2 separate regions of the Mus musculus genome follow, and region 1 is linked to region 2. A link is a contact called in ENCODE Hi-C or POLR2A ChIA-PET data. All regions are on one chromosome and are shown on one strand. Each heading gives the region's core, a stretch centred on a gene start or an enhancer-like site at or near the end of the contact. The rest is flanking DNA. Distances are from core to core; before and after follow the strand shown.

Region 1 (5,618 bases), core at 791-3,290, 140 kb after region 2:
GTCAATGATAGCCAGTGTGCATACTCTGTAGTATTTTCCACACGCTGTGCCCAGTTCAATATTATTGCCACTGTAGTGATGGACCCCAGTTTTAGCCAACATGGCATAGTACTCTATTTCAGATTTCCTTAGGGAACAACAAAAAGTCAAATAAAATGCCATACCAAGGTACTGACAGACTTGTGACAAATTGGTGAGGCCTTTTTAACAGTAACTAAATCACTTCCAACTCTTAAAAAAGATTCTAGCTGTCCTGATTATCATGGATCCTTTACTAGTGTATTGTGATAATTAAATACCTAACTTTTTGGAGGTAGTATCCAATATTAAAGTACATTGTATTCATGTTTCAATTTACTAAGTTTAAAATGTGTAAGTTACTTAAAAACTAGAAAAGGGTATAATAGACATAAAAAAGCCAATGCTGGCCTGGAGATATGGTTCACTGAAAGCTTGTACTGCTCTTAAGAAAGTTCAGTTTCCAGCATTCACATCAGCCACCTCACAACACCAGGAGAATCTCGTGTCAGCAACAAGTATATACTCCATTTTAATCAAACGAAGGCAAAGAATAATAGGAAGGTGGAGTGGAGGGTCAGAAACCTAAAAAAGTAAGCCCTCTTAAACCACCTACTATACAGTGAATACTACATAAGGGCTGCTGATAATATTACCCAAAAAATAAATACTTCAGTGCCAAGTTAAAGGATACAAATTGTTAAGATTTGAAAGTTCCACAGAACCTTGAGCTTAGAATGTGGCCCCACATACCAACAGTGCTCCAAAGTGCTTATGAGAAATGAACTTGAAGCTCCAGCCTGGACCCACTGAGTCTGAGCTTGTAATTTAGTAATGAATGTCTACGCTGCCACTATGAATCGACTGGCAAAGGTTTAAAATAAGACCAAACATTCCAAACTCTGCCACTAAGTATAGACACCTACATAAAAGGCTGAAGAGGTGTACAATTGCCATAGAAAAATCAAGGAGCGTATACTACACAAGCTTCTTCAGCTTACTTAAAATACTTGTTAGGTTCGAGTTAAAATAGTTAATCAAGAATGAACGTGTTCAGAAAATTGGACCCTGCCAAATAGGTGATTTCATGATACCATCACCTCCATAATCCAGCCAGAATTTTTCTAAACTAAAACAGGCACATGAAGCGGAGTGTTAACACTTCAAACCTTGAAAAATTCGGGATCGGGCTTCCCCCAGTCTGCGTGTATCATTTGTATACCTCCTGTCACACAACGTGCCTCAAAGGTACATTTACAAAAAACACACACAAAGCAAGGTCCAAACATCAGAAAGCAACCATCATTATTCTTCTTCCCAATGCTGGATACTGCACAGTGAATTTACAATAGGCTGCACACATCCAGGTTCCCTCCATTACCTCAAAGCTGGACAGTTGTTGGCAAGGATAACCAACTTCGCTTTGCCTTGTCTGATCATCTTCAGAGTCTGCTTGTAGCCCAGCACGTACTTCCCACTTTTCATAACAAGTTGGAGCCTAGAGTTGATCGACTCCAGAGACTTTTTCTACAATGCAAACGTTTGAGACTTGAACACCACTTGCAGTCATCTAAAACCAAACTCAGTTCCAGATTTCTGGAACTGAACCCTTTCATGATGTCTGAGACCATACAAAGAGCCTCTCGGATTCACTTTGAGACCCTGAAACGTCAGCGACAAGTCGTCCACCCAGTGTGCTCAAATCTATCCGCCCCGGCCCGACCCAGCTCTCCACGTGAACCGGCTTCCGGGCCCGATCGGCTTCACTCACCGTCTTCTTTGCGGCCACCATCTTCCTGCCTTAGGTGCGGGACAACCCCCAACCTAGCATACACAGAGGACAGAAGAGAGGATTATAATCCAGAGCGTCAAACACCAGCTAGCGGAGCTCCCCGAGCCGCCTAATCGTTTACCCCGCAGAGCTCACTCACCAACACCAGCCGCCAAGATGGCCGGGGAGCGAGAAAGGAAGGAGCTCCCACAATGCAAAGCTCTTCTAGGCCGACAGAGGATTGTGGGACCGGAAGCGGAAGAGAAGCCGGTCCGGGTCACAAGCAGAACAGCGCTTGCGAGAGTAGTCTGCGGTAGTTGGTTGCTATGGGGACCGGGTTACAACGCAGGCTGGGCTGCTGCGGCGTCTGGGCTCCGGCCTTCGGTTCTGGGCGTTTGTTCTGCTGCAGCGGGCTGACACCGCGGAGAGCCGGAGCTCGATGGGAGCTGACGACGAGGCCCAGGGCTCCGTGGCGAGGCGGCAGCGACCTGGCCTCTCCTGGGCTGGTCTCCGCCTGACGTTGTCTTGGGCGTGCTCCGGAAGGACCCCGGGCCGCCGGTTTACCCCGTGACTGCTCACCAGGAGCGGAGGCATCTCTGTCCACCCGCCGCTGATCTTCCTGTTTGCCGCTCCGTAGGACACACACCCCTTTTGCGGCGGTTTTATACCGTGTACTTGGGAGCCTACTTTGCACAGGGACCACAATTGAAAAAAAAAAAAAAAAAACCTGGTGAAGTGGCTGACGGGTAAATGCGCTTGTCGCTAAGTAGACGAATGAGTTCCAAACCCACGTGGTGGGAGGGGAGCGCCAAGTCCAGCAGGTTTTTCTTTGGCCTGCGCTTGAATGCTCACATACGTATACAGAAGTAAAGAAATAGTCGCAATACGAATAATTTAAAAAATCATTTTGCTACGAAACTTGGGCCGTTGTATAAATGTAGCATTCAAGGAAAAAAAAAAAAAACCTTGAAAGCCTCTACTATTTACGCACTAGCACCAACGAAAACCCAGGGCTGTTGAGATTGTTCAGTCAGTAAAGTGTGCTTGCCTTGCAAGCGTGGGGACCTGCATTTTATGCCTAAACCTCTCTGTCAATCCCCAGCCCCCAAAAGTCTGGCATGGTTGTGCACACTTGTAACTCCATTTGTGGAACAGATTCCCCAAGGCTGGCTAGCCAGCCAACCTAGTCTAACCTGTCAGCTCCAGGTCTCAAAGATCTTGTGAAAAATAAGGTGGACAACTACCGAGTAAGTACCCAGAAGTTGACCTGTGACCTCTGCCCAACTGCACAAGCACCTGTGCCACCAAATTTATATAAGCATGAAAAAGGAAACCCAGGGTAGTAGGTAAGCTGTATGGTGAGTTACTTTGCCCTGGAGGTTAGGAAAGGGAAGAACAACCCTGCCTCCCCTTAATTAAAATAACTTTAAAAACATCCATGAGTCATGCGGGTCGAGATGATCTATACCTATAATCCCACCCGGAGCTGGCAATCTCTGTGAGTTGATCTTTTGGAAAAAGAAAAAAAACGGAAACTAAAACATATTACTTAGCCAACACACACACTCTATGAGATAGTAACTGTGTTATTCTCACATTTTTACAGCTAGTGTATTACAGAAGTATGAATAGAACCAGGCCTGCAAATTAGGGTTTTTTGGTTTTTGTTTGTTTTGGTTGAGTCTTTTGAGACAGGATTTCTCTGTCTGTCCTGGAACTCACTCTGTAGACCAGGCTGGCCTCGAACTCAGAAAATCCAGAAATTTTACATTAAAATTTATTCAACTGTTGTGGCCCATTTTAATGTGAATTTGACCAAACGGTAGTGTTCAATTACCATACTCTTTGCTTTAACATTTAGGCATAAAGTACTTAGGATGGTACAAATCCAGCTAATTGTCTTCTATTAATCCAGTTTTGTAAACATAGTAAACTTTAAATGAACTTTAACAAATAGCTCATATGATTTAAATTCAAAGCAATAAGCCTAGATTGGAGTTGTGACATTGCTGTTTAACATGCTACCCTTACCCCACCCACCCCCCTTTTTTTAATCCTGTGCTTTGCTGACCTGTTTGGGATTTTTTTTTTTTTTTTTTTTTTTTTTGGTTTGGTTTTTCGAGACAGGGTTTCTCTGTATAGCCTTGGCTGTCCTGGAACTCACTTTGTAGACCAGGCTGGCCTTGAACTCAGAAATCTGCCTGCCTCTGCCTTCTGAGTACTGGGATTAAAGGCATGCGCCACCACGCCTGGAGATTTTTTTTTTTTTTAAAGATTTTGTTTTATTTATATGAGTACACTGTAGCTGTCTTCAGACACACCAGAAGAGGCCATCAGATCCCATTACAGATGGTTGTGAGCCACCATTTGGTTGCTGGGCATTGAACTCAGGACCTCTGGAAGAGAAGTCAGTGCTCTTAATCGCTGAACCATCTCTCCAGCCCTCTGCTGACCTGTTTTGTTTGTGATTGTCCTCTGATTATGAAATGGAATGTCTGCTTAAGAGCACTGTGCAATACAGTTCTCTTCAGGTGCAGCTTGGGAGTGTTGAGGGCCTCCTGTTCATACTAGACATTCAAGTATGAATCTTCTGCCTGCCTTCCCCCACTCTCAAATATTTCTGGTAGACACTTAAAATGAACCATACTGTACCCTCAGAATTAATGTCATACTAAGTAAGATACAGTGTAAGTCTTAGTGCTGTGTGAAGAAATTGTTATGGACATTATAAGTATTAATTCGAAAGGGTGCCATGTAGCAGGCTCTGGGTTTTGCTGCTCCTGTAAGGTGCTTTCAGAAGTGCTGGTGATGTATCTCACTTGGTAGACGTTTGGCTGTCGTGCACAAAGTCCTGGATTTAACCCCAGTACCACCAAAAGCTGGGAATAATAATGCATGGTGTGTAACTCCAACACTTGGAGGTGGGGGTGAGAGGGGAGAAGCTAGAATAGAAGCTCTAGTTCTAGGTCATCTTCCATTACATATCAAGTTCAAGGCCCTCCTGAGACCTTGTCTTCAAAAAACGAAAGGATTGGTAAATAAAGACTATAATGTCTGTTTACAGCTGTGCAGACTTTAATATACTTTTGCTAAACTTTAACTTATGGTCATGTTGTCATAGACCATATTAATCTTTTTTTTTTTTTTTTCGGTTTTTTGAGACAGGGTTTCTCTGTATAGCCCTGGCTGTCCTGGAACTCACTTTGTAGACCAGGCTGGCCTCGAACTCAGAAATCCTCCTGCCTCTGCCTCCCGAGTGCTGGGATTAAAGGCGTGTGCCACCACGCCCGGCAATCTTTTTTTTTATAGAGGATAAAACTAGAAAAAATGGGGGGTGACAAACCCTTTATTTTTTGTTTATTTATTTATTAGTTATTTTCTTTATTTACATTTCAAATGCTATCCTGAAAGTTTCCAATACCCTCCGCCTGCCCTGCTCCCCTACCCACCCACTCCCCACTTCTTGGCCCTGGCATTCCCCTGAACTGGGGCATATAAAGTTAGCAATACCAAGGGGCCTCTCTTCCCAATGATAGCCAATTAGGCCATCTTCTGCTACATATGCAGCTAGAGACATCAGCTCTGGGGGTACTGGTTAGTTCATATTGTTGTTCCACCTATAGGTTTGCAGACCCCTTTAGCTTCTTGGGTGCTTTCTCTAGCTTCTCTATTGGGGGCCCTGTCTTCCATCCTATAGATGACTGTGAGCATCCACTTCTGTATTTGCCAGGCACTGACATAGCCTCATACGAGACAGCTGTATCAGGGTCCCTTCAGCAAAATCTTGCTGGCATATGCAATAGTGTCTGAAACCCTTTCTTAATTCCAC
Region 2 (5,757 bases), core at 2,728-5,227:
GTTTTTTCAAGATAGGGTTTCTCTGTGTATCTTTGGCTGTCCTGGATCTCGCTCCATAGACCAGGCTGACGTCAACTTTAGACATCCACCTGTCTGTGCCTTCCAAGTGCTGGGACTAAAAGGTGTATGTTGCTATGCCAGTCCAGCTTGCTTTTTTTTTTTTTTCGAGACAGTGTTTCTCTGTATAGCCCTGGCTGTCCTGGAACTCACTTTGTAGACCAGGTGACCTCAAACCCAGAAATCTACCGGTCTCTGCCTCCCAAGTACTGGGATTAAAGGCATGCGCCACTACCACCCGGCTCAGCTTGCTTTTTAAATACAGCTCAGGACTACCTGTATCAAGTAGGTAAGATGGACCCCAGCACAGACCCTCAGCAGAGATGGAATGGACAGATGATATGCAGCATAGGTACAAATGTGTGATCAGTTATCTCATGAGGTCTAGCATACTGTTGCCTTCATTCTTGTGTGCATATGTGGGTCCCCATATGAACTAGACACCTTAGCACAGTGTTCCTTCTGAATAAGGTTTCCTTGAGTCCATAGTAGAGCCTCAAACACAGAAGGCAGAGTTGGTTGGCCCTTCCCTCCGACAGCCCTTCTCAGTAACTTGCATTTATCCCCTTGCCCTACACACAAGGTACCAGCGAGGTAAATCATTGTTCCAACTGTGCATATCAGGACACCGAGCTTTGTTTGATTTGCTGAGGTGTTTGTTTGTCTGGTTTGGTTTGGTTGTTGCTGTTGTTGTTTTGCACACCTGAAGAATATCCCATAAAGTAGAGCAACTCATTTAACCCATTTGCCTGGCCCCCAGCCTTGCTCCACCCACAGACTTCCTATTCTGAAGAATCCCCATAGAACTCCCTGGGGGGAAACACCCACTTTAGCTGGCACAGACCAAATAATGGGATCATTAGTAAGTCAGAGTCTTCTTAAAATTGGAAGGATTTCCAAATAGCTATTTGTTTCCCTGGTAAATTATTGGATCCTATGGGTATCTTGGGATAGACACACATTTGAAATATGTTTCCATAATTTATAACTTAGCTTTTCCAACTTCTTGGGTGTTTTCACTGTCTGTAAGGAAGAATTTTCTGCTGTGGGATCCAAGACCAAACATTTCCTGGAGACTTTGTTCTGTTTTCTGACCTTCATCTTCTTTCTTCTAAAGACTGAAGAAGAAATTTCTGACCAGTGCAGGCTGTCAGCAGCAGCCTGTGGCCCAAGGTTCAGGTAAGGAACACAGGGCCATGAGGCCCTGGTTATTTCTGGGCAGTAAGGCCAGAATGTGTTAACCCTTTGTTTTATGGGGTTTTATTGTGTTGTTGGTTTGTTTGTTGTTTTTGACTGCCTCTCTATGTCACCCTAGCTGGCTCAGAACTCACCATGTAGGCCAGACTGCCCTCAAACTCAGAGACCCATCTTTATTCCTGAGTGCTGAGACTAAAGGTGTGCACCATCACAGTGGCCTTGACTGAGATTTTATTTATTCATTTATTTTATGTATATACACTGTAGCTGTCTTCAGACACACCAAAAGAGGACATCAGATTCCATTACAGGTAGTTGTGAACCACCATGTGGGTGCTGGGAATTGAACTCAGAAAGAACAGTTAATGATTTTAACTGCTGAGCAATCTCTCCAGCCCCATGGCTGAGACCTGGAGCTCTTTATAGAAATAGGTCTTGCAGAATAGGTCTTGTAGATGACATTTGTTTGTATTCTAAGATTTGAAACTAGTTAGTTCTGATTTTCTCTGATGGTTTGTTAAAATCTGGATGGGGGTGTATTGGCTTAGCAATTGGGTGATAGAATTAGGGTTGTTGCTGCTTTGTTTTGTTTTGTTTTGTTTTGTTTTGTTTTGTTTTGTTTTGTTTCGAGACAGGGTTTTTCTGTATAGCCCTGGCTGTCCTGGAACTCACTCTGTAGACCAGGCTGGCCTCAAACTCAAGAAATTTGCCTGCCTCTGCCTCCCAAGTGCTGGGATTAAAGGGGTGCGTCACCACTGCCCGGCTTGTTGTTTTTTTATTTAAAAGATTTATTTTATTTATGAGCGCTCTATCTGCATGTACATATGCATGCCAGAAGAGAGCATCAGATCCTATTGTAAATGGTTGTGAGCTACCAAGTGGTTGGTGGGGACTGAAATCAGGACCTCTGAAGAGCAGCCAGTGCTCTTAAGCCCTGAGCTATCTCTCCAGCCCCAGAATTAGGGTTTTTATTAGGAGATAGATGTCTGGTCTGCTGTAGCATCCTGCCATCCCAGATTGGTAATCCCAGAGTCTGGGAGTTAGCTCGGTTCCCTGCTACTGATCAGTCCTGTTTTCTCTCTGTCTCTCCTAGGATGGCCACTATCTCAGGTAATGTTTCCTCTCTTAAGGAAGTTATAGAAATCCTCCCTTCTGGGCTGGAAAGATGACTCAGCAGTTAAGAGCACCGACTGCTCTTCTGGAGATCCTGGGTTCAAATCCCAGCACCCACATGGTGGTTCACAACCATCCGTAATGACATCTGACGCTCCTCTGCTGTGTCTGAAGACAGCTACAGTGTACTTATATATAGTAATAAATAAATGCTTAAAAAAAGAAATCTTGCCTTCTATAATTTTTTATTAGATATTTTCTTCATTTACATTTCAAATGCTATCCCCAAAGCCCCCTATACCCTCCTCCTGCCCTGCTCCCCAACCCACCCACTCCTGCTTCCTGGTCCTGGCATTCCCCTGTACTGGGGCATATGATCTTCGCAATACTAAGGGCCTCTCCTCCCATTGATGGCCGACTAGGCCATCCTCTGCTACATATGCAACTAGAGACACAGCTCTGGGGAGTACTGGTTAGTTCATATTGTTGTTCCTCCTATAGGATTATAGACCCCTTTAGCTCCTTGGGTACTTTCTCTAGCTCCTTCATTAGGAGCCCTGTGATCTATCCAATAGATGACGGTGGGCATCCACTTCTGTATGTGCCAGGCATTGGCATAGACTCACACAAGAGAGCTATGTCAGGGTCCTGTCAGCAAAATCTGTCTGGCATATGCAATAGTGTCTGGGTTTGGTGGTTGTATATAGGATGGATCCCCGGGTGGGTCAGTTTCTGGATGGTCTTTCCTTCTGTCTTAGCTCCGAACTTTGTCTCTGTAACTCCTGTCTCTGTAACACAATGGAGTACTACTCAGCAATTAAAAACAATGAATTCATGAAATTCTTAGGCAAATGGACGCATCTGGAGGGTGTCATCCTGAGTGAGGTAACCCAATCACAAAAGAACACACATGGTATGCACTCACTGATAAGCGGATATTAGCCCCAAAACTTAGAATATACAAGATACAATTTGCAAAACACATGAAACTCAAGAAGGAAGACCAAAGTGTGGATACTTTGTTCCTTCATAGAATGGGGAACAAAGTACCCATGGAAAGATTTAAGTTTTTGAGTCTGATCTGAACTAGCATCTTAATGGCCTTTCCCATCCCAGTGGCTGGTCCAGGGCCAGTGGATACTAGTAATATGAATTGGCGCTGGTGGGGCTGTCCTAGACTGCCAAGACAACTTCTGGCTGTGTCATCAGTCATCTTAAGTCTCACCACTTCTTTCTTCATCATCGTGCTCCATGGATGCCTCCCGAAGAAAATGATTCTCAATTCATGTTATATGACTCCAGCTGTGTCTCCTGTTACCAGGAAACCCTCACCCCACTTCACTCCCGCCCCAGACCCACACGCTCCCTAAAGTCTCCAGTTACTCCAACCTCTGGAGATCCATTCATTCCACAGGGACTAGGGATGCACCAGGAGTCTGAGGGTGGCAGCAGGCAAGGAGAGCGTCTTTGGCCCCGAGCTGGGGGCTGCCTGTAGCGTGGGGCAGCTCTGACTGCTGCCTCTCCCCGCCTTCCCCGTCCCCAAAGAGGACACCCCTCCTTCCGCCCGCCCGCTTCCAACCCTTGTACGGCACCGCCTCCTCGCGCCGCCCTTTCAGGGAGCCTCCCAGGCAGCCAGCAAGCGCGGAGAGCGCACTGGGATGGGACTTGAAGGCGGCTTCTCAGGACACGGCGCTGGCGCGGGATTCTTGTTCGCGTCCGGGGATCGGTGCCCAAGGAGCTCTGCGGTCCTCTGCGGGGCGAGGCGGCGGACCACGGAGACTGACACTCACAGCTGCTCCCCTGTCTCTCTTCCCGGGTGTCGGCGGCGGTGGCTGCAGGTGAGCGCGGCGCGCTGACCCGGGAGCAGATGACCCACTGACCGACAGACGCAAAATCTGTCCCTCTCCTGGGGGACCCGCTGTCTCCCTGTGGAGAGTGGGAGAGAAAGGCGGCGCTGCAGGTCCCCTCGGCCGGGAGAAGTCCCGCCACGCCGGGCCAGGCGCGGGACACATGGGGCGGCAGTAGTACCCGAGGGCCCCGCGGGGGCGCTGTGCTTCGCTGCAGGGACACTCAGAACCCCTCCACACTGACCAGGGAATAGGGACTTGTTGAGTGGGTTTGCAGTGACAATCCTATCTACCAGGTAGAAAATAACTTGGTTCCTCCTGTAGGCTGGTACCTCAAGACCAGTGTCATCTAGATTTCCTTTGCTTTCTGTGTCCAGCTCTGGCTTCCTTGTATTTCGGAAGAGGGATAAGAAGAGGGCATTTTGTGTTGCTGGAAAACTGGACGACAGTTTGGGGAGAGGACAGAAAAATATGGGGACAAACCCTTGTAAGGTCTCCCGGAGTTGGTGTTCTGGAGATACTGTACAGTAATCACTGTGGCGCTCCCACAGTGCATCTACAGGATGCAATTCCCATTAGCCTTTGAGGAATGGACAACGAAGCTGTAAGGGTAAAGGACAGAGGTTTGGGAATCAGCAGGCCTCGTTCAAACCCCAGCTGCCAAGTTTACAGGCTGGAGTACTTGGAGACAACCAGCAACACAATGCCTCAATTTTCTCATGCATCTAGAGGGGATTATAATGCCTACAGGATTAAATGAGATTTCATTGAAGTACAGAGAATAGTTCTAAAAGTCTCTTACTGCTAGTGAACTCTGCTACCCACCTTTCTAGAAAAGGAAGGAATCTGTGTGAACACTGAATTCATCCCCTCCCTAATTCTAGGACAAAACCTTTTGAGGGATGCTCTAAGATGGCAGATAATGTATATGTGTTAGTGGAATTTTTGTGCAAATGTCCATTCGAGAACATTCCCTGCCTGCTTGCTTGCTTGCTTTCTTTCTTTCTTTCTTTCTTTCTTTCTTTCTTTCTTTCTTTCTTTCTTTCTTCCTTCCTTCCTTCCTTCCTTCCTTCCTTCCTTCCTTCTTTCTTTCTTTCTTTCTTTCTTTCTTTCTTTCTTTCTTTCTTTCTTTCTTTCTTTTTTTTCAAGACAGGGTTTCTCTGTATAGCCCTGGCTGTCCTGGAACTCACTTTGTAGACCAGGCTGGCCTCGAACTCAGAAATCCGCCTGCCTCTGCCTCCTGAGTGCTGGGATTAAAGGCATGCACCACTACGCCCGGCCCTGCCTTCTTTCAAAGTGATAATTTCACAAAGCCAGCCAAGATACCAAGGTGAGTTTGTAGCCAGGAAGGTTTCCTCTAAGCTTCCTGTTTATTCTGTTTAGAAGGTTTCCTCTAATGTTTGTTCTCTTAGAAACTCCATTGAAGAAGGAAAGGCTGCAGGTTTTCATCTTCTATCTCCCTTCTGTTCCTGCTTTCATTTCAGTTGACAGACTTCAGCTTCAGACCCCCACATAACCAGCCAGATCTCTTCTATAAACCCAG

The links. Hi-C counts contacts between places; a loop is a spot of excess contacts on that map. ChIA-PET counts read pairs that join two places held with the same protein, here RNA polymerase II (POLR2A).
Region 1: POLR2A ChIA-PET joins it to region 2 with 20 read pairs in embryonic stem cell. The contact joins the promoter of Rpl30 here to the promoter of Matn2 in region 2. A Hi-C loop is called at or near these places in 2 of 37 maps with a recorded cell type or tissue (left cerebral cortex and mouse trophoblast stem cell). POLR2A ChIA-PET finds 5 or more read pairs at or near these places in 3 of 5 experiments (Patski and embryonic stem cell).

Annotation. Positions count from the first base shown.
Region 1 is chr15:34,441,236-34,446,853 of GRCm38, forward strand. It overlaps Rpl30 (ribosomal protein L30), which reads right to left and starts at 2,041. Exons shown (of 5, transcript NM_001163485.1): 1 at 1,950-2,041; 2 at 1,790-1,842; 3 at 1,400-1,545; 4 at 1-127. The coding sequence starts at 1,810.
Region 2 is chr15:34,302,704-34,308,460 of GRCm38, forward strand. Matn2 (matrilin 2) reads left to right here and starts at 3,978. Exons shown (of 19, transcript NM_001358780.1): 1 at 3,978-4,205.